Regions from separate parts of the Mus musculus genome. Here region 1 is linked to region 2. The links are chromatin loops, found by intact Hi-C in ENCODE. Cell type or tissue: left cerebral cortex. All regions are shown on one strand. Links, peaks and the distances in the headings refer to the core of each region. The heading gives the core; the rest is flanking DNA.

Evidence for each region. Peaks named below come from ENCODE experiments on the same cell type or tissue, not always from the same donor. Only the 100,000 strongest peaks of a DNase experiment are listed, where the experiment ranks them.
Region 1: it touches region 2 in a loop (1.9-fold over the local background); 2 of 42 quality-filtered maps call a loop at or near these places.

What each region holds. Positions count from the first base shown.
Region 1 is chr8:6,107,419-6,115,765 of GRCm38, reverse strand. No RefSeq gene overlaps it. Among named protein-coding and RNA genes, the nearest start is that of Gm24288, 110 kb to the left of the region's middle. In left cerebral cortex, for the core only: no CTCF peak of the experiment used is centred there; a DNase peak (open chromatin) is centred at 4,205; H3K27ac peaks cover 2,163 bases.
Region 2 is chr8:6,356,517-6,364,863 of GRCm38, reverse strand. No RefSeq gene overlaps it. Among named protein-coding and RNA genes, the nearest start is that of Gm24288, 140 kb to the right of the region's middle. In left cerebral cortex, for the core only: no CTCF peak of the experiment used is centred there; a DNase peak (open chromatin) is centred at 3,249.

The sequences.
Region 1 (8,347 bases), core at 86-8,085, 250 kb after region 2:
TAAACCAAAATTGCAGTATATTTCCCCAGTGCAATTTAAACAAATTACCATTTGGATTGAGTTTCTGGGGCGAAACAAGTGCTGAGTTGAATAGTGTGGTTACTATGCTCACTGTGGCTGGCAATGGCAGGAAGTAGTTTCCTGGGCACTCAGGAGGCCTTCTGTCTGCTTCCATGACCACACCCCACACCCATCTGTATTTCTTTCTTCTACTGGTTCATCGCCTATTTCCAAGGTTGTTTCATCAGTGTGAAGTCTGGACTCCTTGGGTGAAAGAAGGAAGGGCGCTAGTGTGGAGAGATTAGAGGAGAGTGTTTTAACCCTTGATGGTAATTCCTAGGATTATCATTGGGAACCATCTATGTAGATTATATTAAGCATGAAGCATAACTCTCAACCTTGGACTTCAGAACCTGCACTGTTCAAGAGCTCTGGGCTCCCGGAATCGCCCCCCATGGCACTTCTCACTCTCAGGAGGTGAGACTATCACATGTTGTCTGTAACAGTGACCCCAGGAGGAGTCATGATGAGAATTTAATGTCTACTTCAGAATATTTCATCATGAGTACTTAACACTAACAGTTTGTCCAGTCCTTGTGATCCAGCTCACTGTCCCTACAGTCATTGTTTACAGACATCAACTAGACCTTCAGCCTGGGCACAAGCAGCTGCCACTTTGGATTTTCCCCTCAGGATCTCCCCTGACTTCAGTGCATTCAGTTGTTTCTGTTTCAGGAATAGTAATGTTCAGGTATTTCTCCAACTTTTTGTTTCACTCAGTTATCCATGATTTCTCTAGGTTTCTCAGCAGACAACTTGCTATCACAGAAGCTGTTAACAGCTAAGGCAACTATGTCATGTTTGATCTATTTCTGTAATATTTGCAATTACAAAATTTTCCATTTTAAAAATTCAGATTGCCAAATATCCTACTTATATTTAAATGCCAAACTTTGAACTCTAGACTATTTTACAAAATATTGTTTCAAGACAGAAGGATATTCCATAAGGAAGTGCACATTCAAAGAAACACTCAGGGTGTGTATATAAAAACAAGAAATAATAAAATAACAGGAAGTGTAAGTGATGATTTCGCATGACTAACTAAGAAAGAGTGAGAATAGAAAGTTTTAATCTCTTTTCAAGGTCTTATAACACATTGCTTGAGCTGTCAGGGTTTTATTAGAGAGGAAAACAAATGAGGAAAAAACCACTGGTCTACTTTAAGCTTGAAATGATAGAGTAATATCAAAAGAGGAGATTAGAAGTGTTGTTATTCTTTCCTCGTTGATTGTTGTCTGCAGACATTTAAACCGATGAAGCAAACAAGCTGAGAATGAATGGGAGCTGAAGTCACTTTCTCAGCTTTACAGCCATGGAAGCAGCACACAGTGTTTTATCATCCTGAAACACCTGGCATATGTCTGCTCCTAGGAGAGGTGACAATGAGGAATAGACTGATCAGCTTTTCAGAATCAGTGAAAACTAAAGACTGAAGGATAATAAAGCCAAGAAGAAACAAAGGCAAGCAAGAAATCAGAGTTCTACAATAACAGTTTATAACTAGCATGAAAACAAGCAGCACCAAATGTGCACAGAAGTGCACATACACATATATGCAAACATACACATGTGCAGGTGCACACACACATGCAGGAACACACAAATCAACAGACAAAAATATTAATGTACTATACACACGTGCACATATTCAAGCACACACACATAACTGTATTGTTGTGAAGACAATTTGGGAGATACATATATTGTTAACAGGGTCTCATGTCACCTGCTTGAACTTGCTATGCATCAAAAAGTTATTTTGAACTTCTGATTCTTGTACCTCTACTTCCCAAGTGTCGGTATTACAGGCATGTACCACTATAGCTGATTTATATTGTGCTAGGGAGTCAAACGCAGGGCTTTGTGCATGGTAGGTATGTACTCTATGAACTGAACTATACCACAAGCTCAGTACTTTGCTTTTATTTCCTTTTAAATTGGGATAATGCCATGTATAGGTGTCTCTCAGACTAAATTAGCTCTTATATGCCACATGCTTTGAAATTACCCTGTGACACAGAACAGCAAGAATGGAAGACCTGTAGTGGGTCCTGGTATTTAGAGGCGATGCTGGGAATGTGAACCCTATCAGTGTGCAGAGGTAAACATTTGCTTTCTGTAAATATTGTGGACACTGAACTTACTTAATACATTCAATATCATGATTTTTTATCTGGGACTGGAAATGAAGGACCAGTTAGAAAAGATATCACAGGAGTTATCAGTGGATGGCTTTTGTCTTTGTCCTTCAATTTCCTGTTGAACAAGGATTTTCTCAGAACATTTACAAATGAACTAAGTATCAGAATATCATAGTAATCCCATTCTACAGGTTTGTTTTAAAGAATGCAGTGAGTGCAGATGATCTTTTCATCACAGCCCGTTCAATTCTCAGAAGTATACCTTCCCACAGTCACAACCCAGACTAATCTCATATTTTTGTGGTAGATTGTCCTAGAATGGACAGAAGGCATAGTTAAGCAAGAAAAGGCTGTGCATTACTGGAGAAAGCCAAAGTACCTTAATTACCAAGCTCTATGCAATAATGCAAAGAGTGCTTTAGCTCACTCATTTTAATTTGACCTGAAAACTTATGTTACCACATTATATCTCAAAGCTTATTTCTTATTATTTACTCATTAAAACACCCACCCCCCAAGGCAACAGAACTGATTCAGCAGTTAAGAACATCTGCTGTTCTTATTGAAGACCAGGTTTGATCTCCTACTTAGAAATGCTTGCAATTTTGATGGGATCTGATTCATCTGTTGACATTCACTGACTCTTGCACACTCATGATGAAAGCAAAATACCAATACATGCTACAGAAAAACCCTTTAAAGTTACTTTAAATAGCCATATCATGGAACCTCTGGAAGAGGCTATATGAAAACTGAAGCAAAAATCAAACCAGAATCAAGAGTAATTTCTTTAAGGCTGATATGTATCATTACATGCTTGACTTGAAGTCCCAATGATAGGAACTTGATCCTCAAAACTCAGATAACAAATAAAATATAGTGGAATGATTTTGAATCCCTGAACTTTGTTCAACAAGTCTAGACTCAGTTGGTTATCCCTAAATTCCAGAGAGAGAGAGAGAGAGAGAGAGAGAGAGAGAGAGAGAGAGAGAGAGAGAGATCCACCCTCAATGGTTACCTAAACAAAACAAGACAATTAAAAGCCCACATAGCTAGAAGAGACATTCTTGACACCACACCTCCTCAAAGGAGATTCTGGCTGCTGACAGCTGCTGAGAAAAAGATAGTCATATTCATTGGAAAACATGACTGCTTATAGGTTTTTGGGGGGTCCTAGTATATGGTCTCACACCCATGTGCATAAAGGCAGCACTAAATGTACTCAGGGTATTAATAAAAAAATGAAAACGTGAGAAGAGACCTGATGTTGGGAGAGACAGGTTTTGGGATAGCTGGAAGTTGAAAGAAGGTAGTGATGAGTATATGTGGTCAATGTGTTTAGATAAAATGGAATACATCTATGATGATTTGATGATGTGTTTTCCTCACCAGCAGATGTGGACATAACATTGCTATTTTTAAAGATATATCTATTAATATTTTATGTGTATGATTGTATGTGTGTGTAATGTATGTATGTAGTAACTGTAGAGACCAGAACAGGGTATCAGATACAGTGTAGCTGGAGTTATAGGTGGTTTTAAGGGCCAAATCAACGCTGGGGATTGAACCCAACTAATCTGCAAGGATTTTTTATTTTTATTAAAATTATTTCAAATACACTGACAGAAAAACTCCCGAGGAATAACATCATGACATCTAATATAAGACTGACAGCTGAACTTCATGTTCACTCACACATACATATCTACACAGTTTTACATGCATTCATCAGCATATACACATACCTTATTATGCATAAAGTCATTGTGTTTCAACTACTTCATCTGTCATGTTTTCCTAGGAAAATAATGCCACGCCCCATGCTTTATTGCAACTGGACTGTGGGATATTGCCCTTTACCTCTGTGTTCCCTAGATACTAAGCTCTACTTCTACTTGGACTTTTATATGTCAAAGCCCATGCATTTGTTCTTACTCAGAGAAGAGCAATGTAAGCAGATGGAAACCAAACCCAAATCAGCCTTTCCTTCCAATTGCCATTTTCTTTCCACATTCCTACTTCAGAATTGGAGCTCATACAAGGCAGGCTGACTAACACATCTTTCGTTCCTCAGATATAAATATCAAAAAGAATCTAATGCATATATTCATTTGTAAGAAAATATGAAATATTTAAGTCAGATTTCTAAGGTCTCTTATATAAATTGTTTCTTTACATAACAGTTATTTCTTTTTATAAATGAATGTACATGTCACAAATTATTCTCATTCAGACTGATCCTGTTGTAGCTGCAGCATTTAGTACATATCAAGGGAACTGACACATAAGATTTTTCCAAAAGAAAATAAACTGTGGGTCTGTGGAATGGATTTAACTTTTTTTCACTTAGAATATGCCATGGGTAATCAAAACAAATCAAAAAACTCTTTCTCTACTTTTCTTTTTAAAGTAAAATTGTAGCAACAGGCTCAATGTGGGATCCATAACAAAGGGAGGCCCTAAGTCCTGACACTATTGCTGAGGCTATCGAACGCACACAAAAAGGAACCTATCATGACTGCCCTCCAAAAGCAAGCAGCTTAAAGAGTCAGATGCAGATATTTGCACCCAACCAATGAACAGAACCTGCTAACCCCTGTGGTTGAATTAGGGAAAAGCTGGAAGAAGCTGAGGAGGAGGGCAACCCTGTAGGAGAATCAGCAGTCTCAATTATACTGGACCCCCAAGATCTCAGACACTGGAACACCAACCAGCAGCATAAACCAGATGATATGAGGTTCCCAACACATATATTGCAGAGGACTGTTGGGTCTATGTTCAGTCAGAGAAGATGGCCCAGAGCAGCCTGTCAGACACAGTGTAGCTGGAGTTTCAGGTGGTTGTAAACTGCCATTTCAATGCTAGGAATTGAACACAAATCATCTTCAAGGTCCCCAAGTGCTCTTAAACATGGACTCATCTCTCCAGTTCTCCAGAACACGGTTTTTACCTGTACATTTTAAAGGATGTTCACCTTAGTCATTTTATAAACTGTTACTAAGGTTTGCTGCAGCATAGTTGGTGTCTTCTTTTTTGCATTTAAGTTTACTGAGACACATTTACAATTATATAAATACTTTGATCTTTATAAAATGTTTAAGTTTTGCTTGTTTCTCAAAGTGTACATGAACAGTATTATTATAAGGAATAATATTTATGTTAACGTTCTCCAAGTTTCTCAAATGGATATCTGAATTAGAAGGATGATCAGTTCACTTTGCATGGAAATAACATTCAGTATATTCTGTTTTGAGTTTTTCCAGCACAATATATCTCATGTTAATCTAGGACTTTTCTTGCCTAGTAGATAAGGAGCTCACTTCCTTTTACTAAGAAACAGTGCATAGAAGACAACTTCTAAGAATAATGTGTGCCTATTTAATGTTGAATCCCATTTTAGTTAGCAGAGCCAGTGATGTTATGTATCTGCTTTCATACATGTGAAAATGAACACACAGAGATATGAGCTACACTAAAAATCACTTTAATCCAAGCAAGAGTTCATTAAAATGAGATATGAGTCATACAAAATCCCTCTAATTCCAAGCAAGAGTCCATTAAAATTGTTAGTTTTCACTACATATAAGTTCCTTTAAGGATTAATGAATATCCTTTCATTATATTTCAAATATGAACATAGTTGTTAAAAACTTATATTCATACTAACCCTAATACATATTAAGGTACTCTAGAGGCAGAACGAATGGATGTCTAGCTACAAGTGCTTATACTGACTCCAGTTATGATTTAATAAATTAAATTAGCTCATTAGACTACACAGTTGATAGAAAAGCTATTGCAATTTATAATGTAAAGAATGAGGAAACCTGAAAATGTACATGCTTTTCTATAAGCTGGGTAAGATATTTACCATTTAAGATTTTTTGTTTGTTTGTTTGTTTGTTTGTTTTTCTAGACAGTGTTTCTCTGTGTAGCCCTGGCTGTCCTGGGACTCACTTTGTAGACCAGGCTGGCCTAGAACTCAGAAATCTGCCTGCCTCTGCCTCCTGAGTGCTGGGATTAAAAGGGTGTGCCACCACGCCCAGCACTAAGATTTTTTTTTAAGTAAAATTTAGAAGAGTCTGTATCAAGAAGATCTCCATTCTCCCACTGTCTCTACTTCACCTCCATCAGACTTCTGAATCATACAGGTTCACTTTCCTTCCCCTACCATCTTTCCTGCTCTCTGAGCTCACTGGGCCAAGTCAAGATACCCTGAGCACTATGCTATCCCAGTGGAACCTCCATTCTCCTGCTGCCTCCCCAACCCCTTTCATCAAAGCTGAGTCTCCTGAACCATAGATGTAAGCTTCCCTGAACCCACACATCTTCCCTGTTTGCCGAGTCCTCTGGGCCAAACCAAGTTGCCCTGAGCAGCCTGCTATCCTTGGGGAGCTTTTTGTCTCTTGACACCTCTCCTTCCACTTTCATCAGACCTGAGGTTCCTGAAGCACACAGAACTGCAGGTTCAAAACTATACAGGCCAAGGATACCCATCAGAGGTCTGCCGCACCAGGACAATAGAGGTCTTCCAATGACAACAAAAACATCCAGGGACCTAAACTATCCTGATGCCTAAAAACCCTCAAAAGATCACAGTGAACAAGAGCTAGGGCAATATGACACCTCCAAAGCACAGATAACCCACTAGAGGAAGCCCTGGATAATCTAACACAGCTGAACCACAAGAAAATTACCCTAAATCCAATCTCATAATGATAATAGAGTCTTTATTAGTTTCTTCTTTAAGGACCTTTATCTCTTTGGTTGTATTTTCTGTATTTCTTAAATGGATTTATTCATTTTCTCTTTAAAGCCATACAGAAAAATATAATTAAACAAGTGAAGGGAATAAATAAAACTGGACAAGACTTGAAAGTGGAAAGAGAAGCAATCAAGAAAACACAATCTGAAGAAATCCTGAAGATGGAAAATCTAGGAAAGAGAGCACGAACAGGAGATGCAAGCATCCCCAAAGAATACAATAGATGAAAGAGATAATCTCAGGCACAGAAGATATAATAGAAAAAATTAATACATCACTCAAAGAAAATGTTAAAGCTAAAATTTTCTCACAAAGGATATCCAGGAAATCTGGGATACCATGAAAAGATTTAAGAATAGGAGAATAAGAATAAAAGAAGAAGAGTCCCAGCTAATGGCCCAGAATATTATTCTCAAAAAAACAATAAAAGAAAACTTTCCCAACCTAAAGAAAGAGATACTTATAAACATGGAAGAAGCTTATAGAACACCAAATAGATTGGACCAGGAAAGAAAACCTGCCTGGCTCATTATAATCAAAACACAAAATCTACAGAACAAAAATAGAATATTAAAGGCAGCAGTGGAAAAATGCCAGGTTACATACAAAGGCAGAACTATCAGAATTAAACCCAACTTCTCAACAGAGATCCTAAAAGCTAAAAGGGCCTAGAATGATGTCTTGCAACCTCTAAAAAAACCAAAGATGCCAACAGAGACTAGTATACCCAGAAAAACTCTCAATCACGATAGATGTTGAAAACAAGATATTTCAAGACAAATCCAGATTCAAGCAATATCTATCCACAAATCCAGTCCTATAGAAAATACTAGAAGGAAAACTCCAAACTAAGAAGAATAACTGCATCCAAGAAAATACAGGATGTACGTAATTTCATACCAGCAAAAACAAGGAAAGCACACACACACACACACACAAACACTCACACACTCACACATGCACACACACGTACACACATGTACACACACTAACACTATCATTATTAAAATAACAGAAAATAACAATCACTGCTCATTAATATCTCTAAACGTTAATGGACTCCATTCCCCAATTAAAAAAAAAGAAAAAGAAAAAGGCTAACCATATAGATGCAAAAACAGGATCCACTATTTTGCTGCATACAAAACACACACTTCAGCCATAAATATAGACATTACCCTCAGAGTAAAGGGCTCGAAAAATGTTTCCAAGCAAATGGACCCAAGAAGTAAGCTGCAGTAGCTGTTAAAATATCCAATAAAATATACTTTCAACCAATATTTATCAAAAGAGACAGAGAAGGACACTTTATACTCGTCAAAGGAAAAACCTACCAAGTTGACATCTTAATTCTGAACATCTATGTCCCAAACAA
Region 2 (8,347 bases), core at 29-8,028:
CAATTTCAACCTGCATTTCTATGACCACTGTCTTATTCAGAACTGGGTAGCTGTATTATCAAGGACTCCTTCAGTGTTTCCTTTTTACTTATCCAGATTTGAACTCCAGTAAATAAATGAAAATCACCATAGTAAAGAAACCTTTAATAACTCCTACATTGTCCTCCCTTTCAAAATAAGAAAAAACATTATTTTACCATTGATGGACTCTATCTCAATCTTTATAGTGATAAATTATTTTAAAGTAAAATAAAATACAGACATATAATATGGACTTGATCATGTGAAAAAAATACATGCAAAGAATCTTCTTACACTTAAAACTTGAGAGAACATCCTATACCTATATATACACAGACGATTATTCACACTCTAGGACATATAAGATTCAGTGTCAAGGATATATCCTTCAAGAATATTCTTATGGAAAGAATATATTAGCTGACTATCATGCATCTGTGCCTAAAATTTTACATATTTCTAGAGTGACAAGGAGGTTCATTACAAAACCAATTGGTAGAGTAAGGTGGAAAAGCATATAATTTTTTTTAGTAATAATGGAATGGACAGATTTTGACACATTCACACATTAAATATAGATATCTTGGGTAAAACGGGAATAAATGATAAAACCAACTTGAAGAATATATACATTTGTTAAGGCATTTTAGATTCTCATACATATTTATAATTTTTAATAGGTCCCCCTAAAAAGAAATAATTCACTGCATTAACACAATGATATCTCTGAGTTTTGTACAGGAAAAAAAAACACAAACAACACCACAAACACATTTGTGATATCATGTCATTAAAGTTATGGGTTACCCGTGTTCTAAGGTTTGCCTCTACATCCAGGCTCATTTATCAGCAATATTGACTAGTGAATTATACAGTATTTTGGAAAACATCACAACCAAGTTAACTTTAAGAATTAAGAATTAAATTTCTAGTATGGTTCCAGGGGTTAGAGTCCATGTCCATCATGGTGGGGAGCAATGTAGGAAGTAGGTGGGTGTAAAACTGGTACAGTGGTTGAGAACACAAAATTCTTGAGCCACAAAATCAAGGAAGAGTGGGCCTTTTCATATATATGTGATTTTATTGTAGTGTCCAGAATAACAAATCTGACTTCTGTAGATGGAATGAAAGTTATTAACACAAAAGTTATCAGGCTACTTTGATGTCAATTTCACTTCCACAAGTTGTTCTATCTTTTGAGTTGTTACTTTGTTTTGACTTGTTACTTTCTTTTTTGTTGGTTATTTTATTTATTTACATTTCAAGTGTTATTCCTTTTCCCAGTTTCGCCTCCACAAATCCCCTATCCCATTTCCCCTCCCCCTGCTTCTATGAGACTGCTTCCACACTAATCCACCCACTCTTACTTCACCACCCTATTATTCCCTTACACTGGGTCATAGAGTCTTCACAGGACCAAGTGCCTCTCCTCCTACTGATGCCAGATAAGGCTATCTTCTGCTACAAATGCAGCTGGAGGCATGGGTCTCTCCATGTGTACTCTTTGGTTGGTGATTTTGTCCCTGGGAGCTCTGGGGTGTCTGGTTGATGTTTTTGTTCTTCCTATAGTTTTGCAAACCACTTCAGCTCCTTCAATCCTTCCCCTAACTCCTTAATTGGGGTCCCCTGCTCAGTTCGATGATTGCCTGTGACCATCTGCCTCTGTATTGTTCAGGCACTGGCAGAGTCTCTCAGGAGACATCTATATAAGGCTCCTGTCAGCAAGCACTTTTTGGCATCAGCAGTAGTGTCTGGGTTTGGTGTCAACTACCTGAGGACCCAGCTATACCACACTTGGACATATACCCAAAAGATGCTTCAAGGTATAAAAAGGACACATGCTCCACTATGTTCATAGCAGACTTATTTATAATAGCCAGAAGCTGGAAACAACCCAGATGTTCCTCAACAGAGGAATGGATACAGAAAATGTGGTATATTTACAGAATGGAGTGCTACTAAGCTATTAAACACAGTGACTTCATGAAATTCACAGGCAAATGGGTGGAACTAGAAATTACTATTCTGAGTGAGATAACCCAGTCACAAAAGAATGCACATGGTATGTACTCACTGATAAATGATATTAAGCAGAGTGGGCTTTTGAAACCCAGAAGTTTACCCTCAGTGACACACCTCTTCCAACAATGTCACACCTTCTAATCCTTCCCAAACAGTTCTACCAACTGGGAACTAGATATTCAAAGATATAAAGCTGTGGAGGCCATTCCCATTCAAACCTCAAGAGTAAGGAATCTAGAACCAGCTAGGCTGGGTTCCTACCCAGACTCAGGGATTTAGGCTACTTGACTAAAATTAAAGATAGAAATATTGTCTCTCATTTATCATGGCTTGATAATTTAATGAGATGCTTAATTTTTTAAAAAATGTTTCATATAATTATTTCCATTAACAGAAATTTAATTAATATAATTTTTATGATCAGCTTGTAAACATAACCTGGTCTCCATCTTTTAACATGACTGTTAAAAGAAAAAGAAATTAAAAATCAGGCTGAAATTTGGAAATGTTAATAGTTTCAATCTCATCATTCACTATATTCTAAATAAATACCCATTGTTGAACAGGTTCTTACTTAGAAAAGCTGACCTCTATTCTTGTTTAATTAGCATAAATTCTCATGCATACGTGTGCTTGGTAAGCTATTTTCCAAGAACTGACACATAATGCTATGTGTATGAAGCTTATCAAATTAAAGAGATTAATCACTGATACTTGCAAATTCTTAATATGAATGGTTAAAAATGAATGAAAACTACTTATTAATACACTAATGTTTTGCATAATTTACACTGAAAGAGAAAAATGTATAATCAAATGAAAAGTAAAAATCATAAATCATCAGTCAATATCAGCAGGATTGTGTATTTATAAGTTGGAGGAACTATAGCCAAAGGCTCTGTAAGGACATAACATTGAATTTGCTGAATTTGAGTCTGTTTCCCTAATTTATACTTTTTTTTTCACAATTGAAAATACAGCAGAAGTGAAGGTTAAGAATGAGACAGGAAAGAATTTCTTAGGAATAATTTAAACTAAGGAGACAGTGCCGACTGGCCTAGTTACCATATTTCTGCTGAGTTGGCATTCCTTCCAGCGTGCCCTGTGAACACATGCTTTTGTGTTTATTCCCCAGGTTTTTCTCATTTCAGCTTCTACATGCTACTTTCTATAATTCCCCAAGGACCACCTGGCCTCCTTTCCAGACTAAATGCTTGAGTCACTACCGAAGGCGAGCCAGTAGCCACCTGCACTTTGAGATGTCCTCCCCCAGCTTCTGTAAAGCAGCTGCAGGGCCCACAGAGCAATAAACACAACCACTTATGGGGGCTGGATCCTCACTATTCCATTTCACCATGAAGGTGTGAATCTGTAGAAATCCTCGGGCATCTTTGTTTCTGTTTCGATAAAATCAAAGGATGTCTATCGGGGATTTAAATTGTCCCAGACACAACAAAATTTAAAGCAACATACAATTTTATTTTTTAGTAAAATCTACAGTAAAAAGTAGGTTTCTCATCTTTTTGTGGATATGGGTATTTATAAAAGAAAATGAAAACAAAACAGGAACTTGCTGAATGTTAGGTGTACATATGTCCATATACATAGCTATAAAATAACTCAGGAAGTCATTTTGAAGACAGCTTCTGTCAATATTTGAATATTACTAATGTTCAGTTTGTTCAAAACCTTTTAGTTTTGAAAATTAATGTAGTGATTTTATTGCAAACATGTAAACGAAATACATTTATGGAACCACAGGGACGATGCATGGCTCAGCTCATGCTTTATGGCACAAAAATCTAAGCAAATCATGTCTGGTTTTGGGTTGGTTTTCTTTTTTCTTATTTCTTTCAGTTTTTTGAGACATGGTTTCTCTGTGTAGCCCTGGCTGTCCTGGAACTCACTTTGTAGACCAGGCTGGCCTCGAACTCAGAAATCTGCCTGCCTCTGCCTCCCGAGTGCTGGGATTAAAGGCATGCGCCACCATGCCCAGCTCGGTTTAATTTTTTAAAGACAAGTTCTCACTATGTGCAGCCTTGGATGGGAAGTAAGTCATATTTTGAAGCTATATATTTTCTTTAAGTTAAAAAGTTTAACGTGTAAATACTAATGTATTACCAATATTACTTTTAGATTAGATACTAATTCACCAAAGAACAGAAGAATAAAGTTTAAATATGTGTTATATTTTCGTAGTATGTTGACTCACAAAATGAACAACGATTGACTGAAATTCTATATATTTCTTTGGAAAGTAATTATAAGGCAGTCATGGAGGCATATTTCTTTACTCTCAGTATACAAGAAGTAGGAAGATTTCAGTGAGTTTCAAGCCAGCTAGTGTGGTCTACATAGTAAGCTCCATGATGGCCAGTACTACTTGGAGATACTATTAAAAACAAAACAAACAAACAAACAAACAAAAAACAAAACTAAACAAAAAACTATAGAATGTGCAAATTTTACATATTTAAATGCGAGTGCTACATTTATATTATCAAGTAGAAATATCTCAGCTGTTTTTATTTCTACTTTCAGCTATGCAACAATAAATTACTTTGTTATTCTTTTCCTTTAAATACATAGTCTCACCGTGTAACTCTGGCTTGCCAGAAATGGGAAAGCAGATATAGAAGACCTGGGAAGTACAATGTGGACATGGTAGAAACTGTGCTTCTAACCTGGAATGCAATGAAAGTTTCTATTGTATCAACAGTGTGATCAGCATAGAGATTGTCTACACACAAAGCTACATAAAATATGTAGGAAATGAGAGAAGATAACAAAAGGACACTTTCAAGAATAATCACTCAGGTAATGCAACATTTAAAGCATGAAAAGGTAAGAAGAAGGGATTAAAAACATAAAGGAAGAAGTAGCCACAGATATAGCTGTCTCTAGTGAGACTAGGCTGGGGCCTAGCAAACACAGAAGTGGATGCTCACAGTCAGCTATTGGATGGATCACAGGGCCCCCAATGGAGAAGTTAGAGAAAGTATCCAAGGAGCTAAAGAGATCTGCAACCCTGTAGGTGCAACAACATTATGAACTAACCAGTACCCCGGAGCTCTTGACTCTAGCTGCATATGTATCAAAAGATGGCCTAGTCGGCCATCACTGGAAAGAGAGTCCCATTGGACAGGCAAACTTTATATGCCCCAGTACAGGGGAACGCCAGGGCCAAAAAGTGGGAATGCGTGGGTAGGGGAGTTGGGGGAGGCTATGGGGGACTTTTGGGATAGCATTGGAAATGTAATTGAGGAAAATACGTAATAATAAAAAAAAAAAGAAATACAGAGAGAGAGAGAAAAAGAAAACTATCGATCTCTCTGTTCTGAAAGTTGACATACAGGATGCTTTGAGGAAAAGCACAGTCAGACGCCACAGGTTGGGAGAGGTCCAAAGAGAATCACAGGTCTAGTGGCTTAACCACAATGCCTGTGTGGCATTTTCATACTTTAGCTAAAATATGTTTTGTTTTGTTTTTTTTGTCAGGCTCTGGGTAGATTTTCTTTTTATGAATACTTGAGATGAAATGTGCCTATGTTTAATATCATGACATGGTATCAGAAGAAAAGTCCAACTAGTATTATAGGCAAGAGTTAACTTCTACTAACCTTGTCTTGATAAGAATTAGTATTGATTAAATAAAGGGTACATCCATTGAGTGCGTATGAAGAAACAACTTATTTGGAGAATGGTCAAAATAAACACTTTGTCCCTTTGTCCATCAAAATCCATCAAGGAACTTGATTCCTACTATATTTCCATAGGTCACTCCAAAGTCAAGCATGTTTTAGATACTCTGTGAGCATATCATTAAGAAAACAAAACAAAACAAAACAAACAACAACAACAACAACAACAACAACAAAAAAAACACTAGAAGCACATAAATTTGATTAGTCCAAAATTGCTTCCCTTGGGCCAAAAGAGAAGCTGTCTCAGGTATGAGGGCACAAGCCCAGCTGTTAGCACTACTTGGTTTTGCTTAGTAGGTGTGGTTCTCACCAGCACTGGGGACAAAAAACAAAAATAGTCTTTGAAGATAAGTATATGTTTTGACTATTCTAATAGACTAGTAATAGATGGCAAATATTCATTTAATAAGGTCCAACACTCTCCCTTGTTTGATTTATTGTTATGTGGTATTTGTTGCAATGTAACTATTAATAAATTTAGAAACACAGATAATATTTTGACATATAATATGTAGTAGGTATCATAATCTAAGTTCATTGCTTAATACTATGAAAAAAACATGATTTTTCTTGTGCATTTGACTTAGACACAGATAAGTTCATTTGATTGGTTCCTAGAAAGTTGTAAAACAATAACACTCAAAGTTATATTTTCTTGGCATACATACAATTCACATTAAACTGGATAATACATTTAAGATGTTTTACTGACATTTAGGTATGTAGATATTACATAAAATATTCTATTTAATATTTACAAATATTCTATTTATACATAAAATATTCTATTTAATCTTACAAATTTTTAGAAGCATATATAGGGTGGTTTAAAATTATTTCTTTATGTAATACATGATATTTTATTAACTATATGACATATTCTATTTTTCCTGATTTATGAAGTTTGGACCATAAATGATTGAGAACTAATTATAATAATCTGCTTTGGGATAATTACCCTGAGTGACACCCTGAGCCCAGCTGGAACAGAACAGCAGTGGCAATATGCTTAAGGTCACTGGATTTGAACAGCATATACCAGCTGTACTCTAGAGTCCGTACTGGCTGCCTACTCATTTCCAAATACAATTCATACTGTTGACATTTTGATTTATAATGATGTCAAAGTCCTGAGTGCTACTCTAGTAAATACCCAAGCAAATGAATGTTCTGTTGTGCTATTCTGAGATTTAGTTCCGTTCAAATCATCTTTTAAAACCCTCTAGTCTTCAAGATTTATCTCAGATACCATCCTGGGTTCAAAGATAAATTCAACAATTTTTTAATGTGGTTTTTTTTTTTTTTTCAGTAATTTAACTGGATGTCTGGAATATATCTAGCTCAGACAGGACTCTAAGCTCTGCATGAGGCAAATTGGACAAGACAATCAAGTCAACCACTGAAATCAGTTCTTTGTTAGATGGACACGTGGGAAAACTTTCACCACAGTGCATACTCAATAGCAACACCTGGACTCTGAACCATAAAATTACCAAAGGTTTTGAGAAAAGAAATCAAATCAAATTCTAGCATAAAACCATCTCTAGTTTTACAGGTAGCTATCAGTATTTTTAAAATTTTATTCCTGTCTTCATCTTCATTGATTTCATTATAATCTCTTTTCTTTTAGAAATTGCTATGATTTGAACATGAAATATACATCACTATTTTAACACTCAATCTCTAAGAGGGAGTTCTACTGTGGAAAAATTTGGAAATGGTAGCAGGTAGGACAAAATTCAAGGATTATTGGTAGTTGATTGGTGGGGGTCCTATTATCCCTGGCTTTTACGTTCTCTGTCTCTCTGTTTGAAGTTCATCATAATATAAACACGTTTCTTTCTACACAGTCATCCACTGACAGGATGTCCTGCCCAAGCACATGACTAATAAGTCTATATGATTACAAACTTTCTGAAACCATAAACCATGAACAAAAATTATATCCCCTTGGTTTCACTTTAATTATTTGGTCAAAAGAATAGGAAGTGATGGCTATATAAAGTTATTAACTTGTAAAAATGTTAGAAAATATGAAAATGACAAAACACTGTTAGGGTGATAAAATTATTCCATTATTCCCATTGGATTTACTGTAAAATTACTTAATTGTCATAAAATCACACAAAACAGAAGATGCACAAATTAAGTCTGAGGATATGGGTCAGTGTTTAAAGTGTTGGCTGTGCAAGCGTTAAGACCAAACAAGCACTGTGGCCCAAATGTAATTCAAACATTTATAAGAGGAAGAGAAGAGATTTTTGGAGCATTACCTAGCCAGACTATAAATACATTTGAACTCAAGGTTTAAATGTAATCCCCTGACCCAGTGAATAAGGCATATAGCCTTCTTATGTCAACCTTGTACTTCCATATTCACACACACACACACACACACACACACACACACACACATGCATGCATCTTATACTTGCAAACATGCATCATACATACTTGCATACTAAGAATTCATGCTTATAAAACATAATATGCACAAACTAATCACCAAATAGTCTGTATTTTAATGATGACAAGATATAAAAATATAGTGTGATATCAAGTAGACTGGATTAATATAGATAATTTATTGTTCAAAAAGT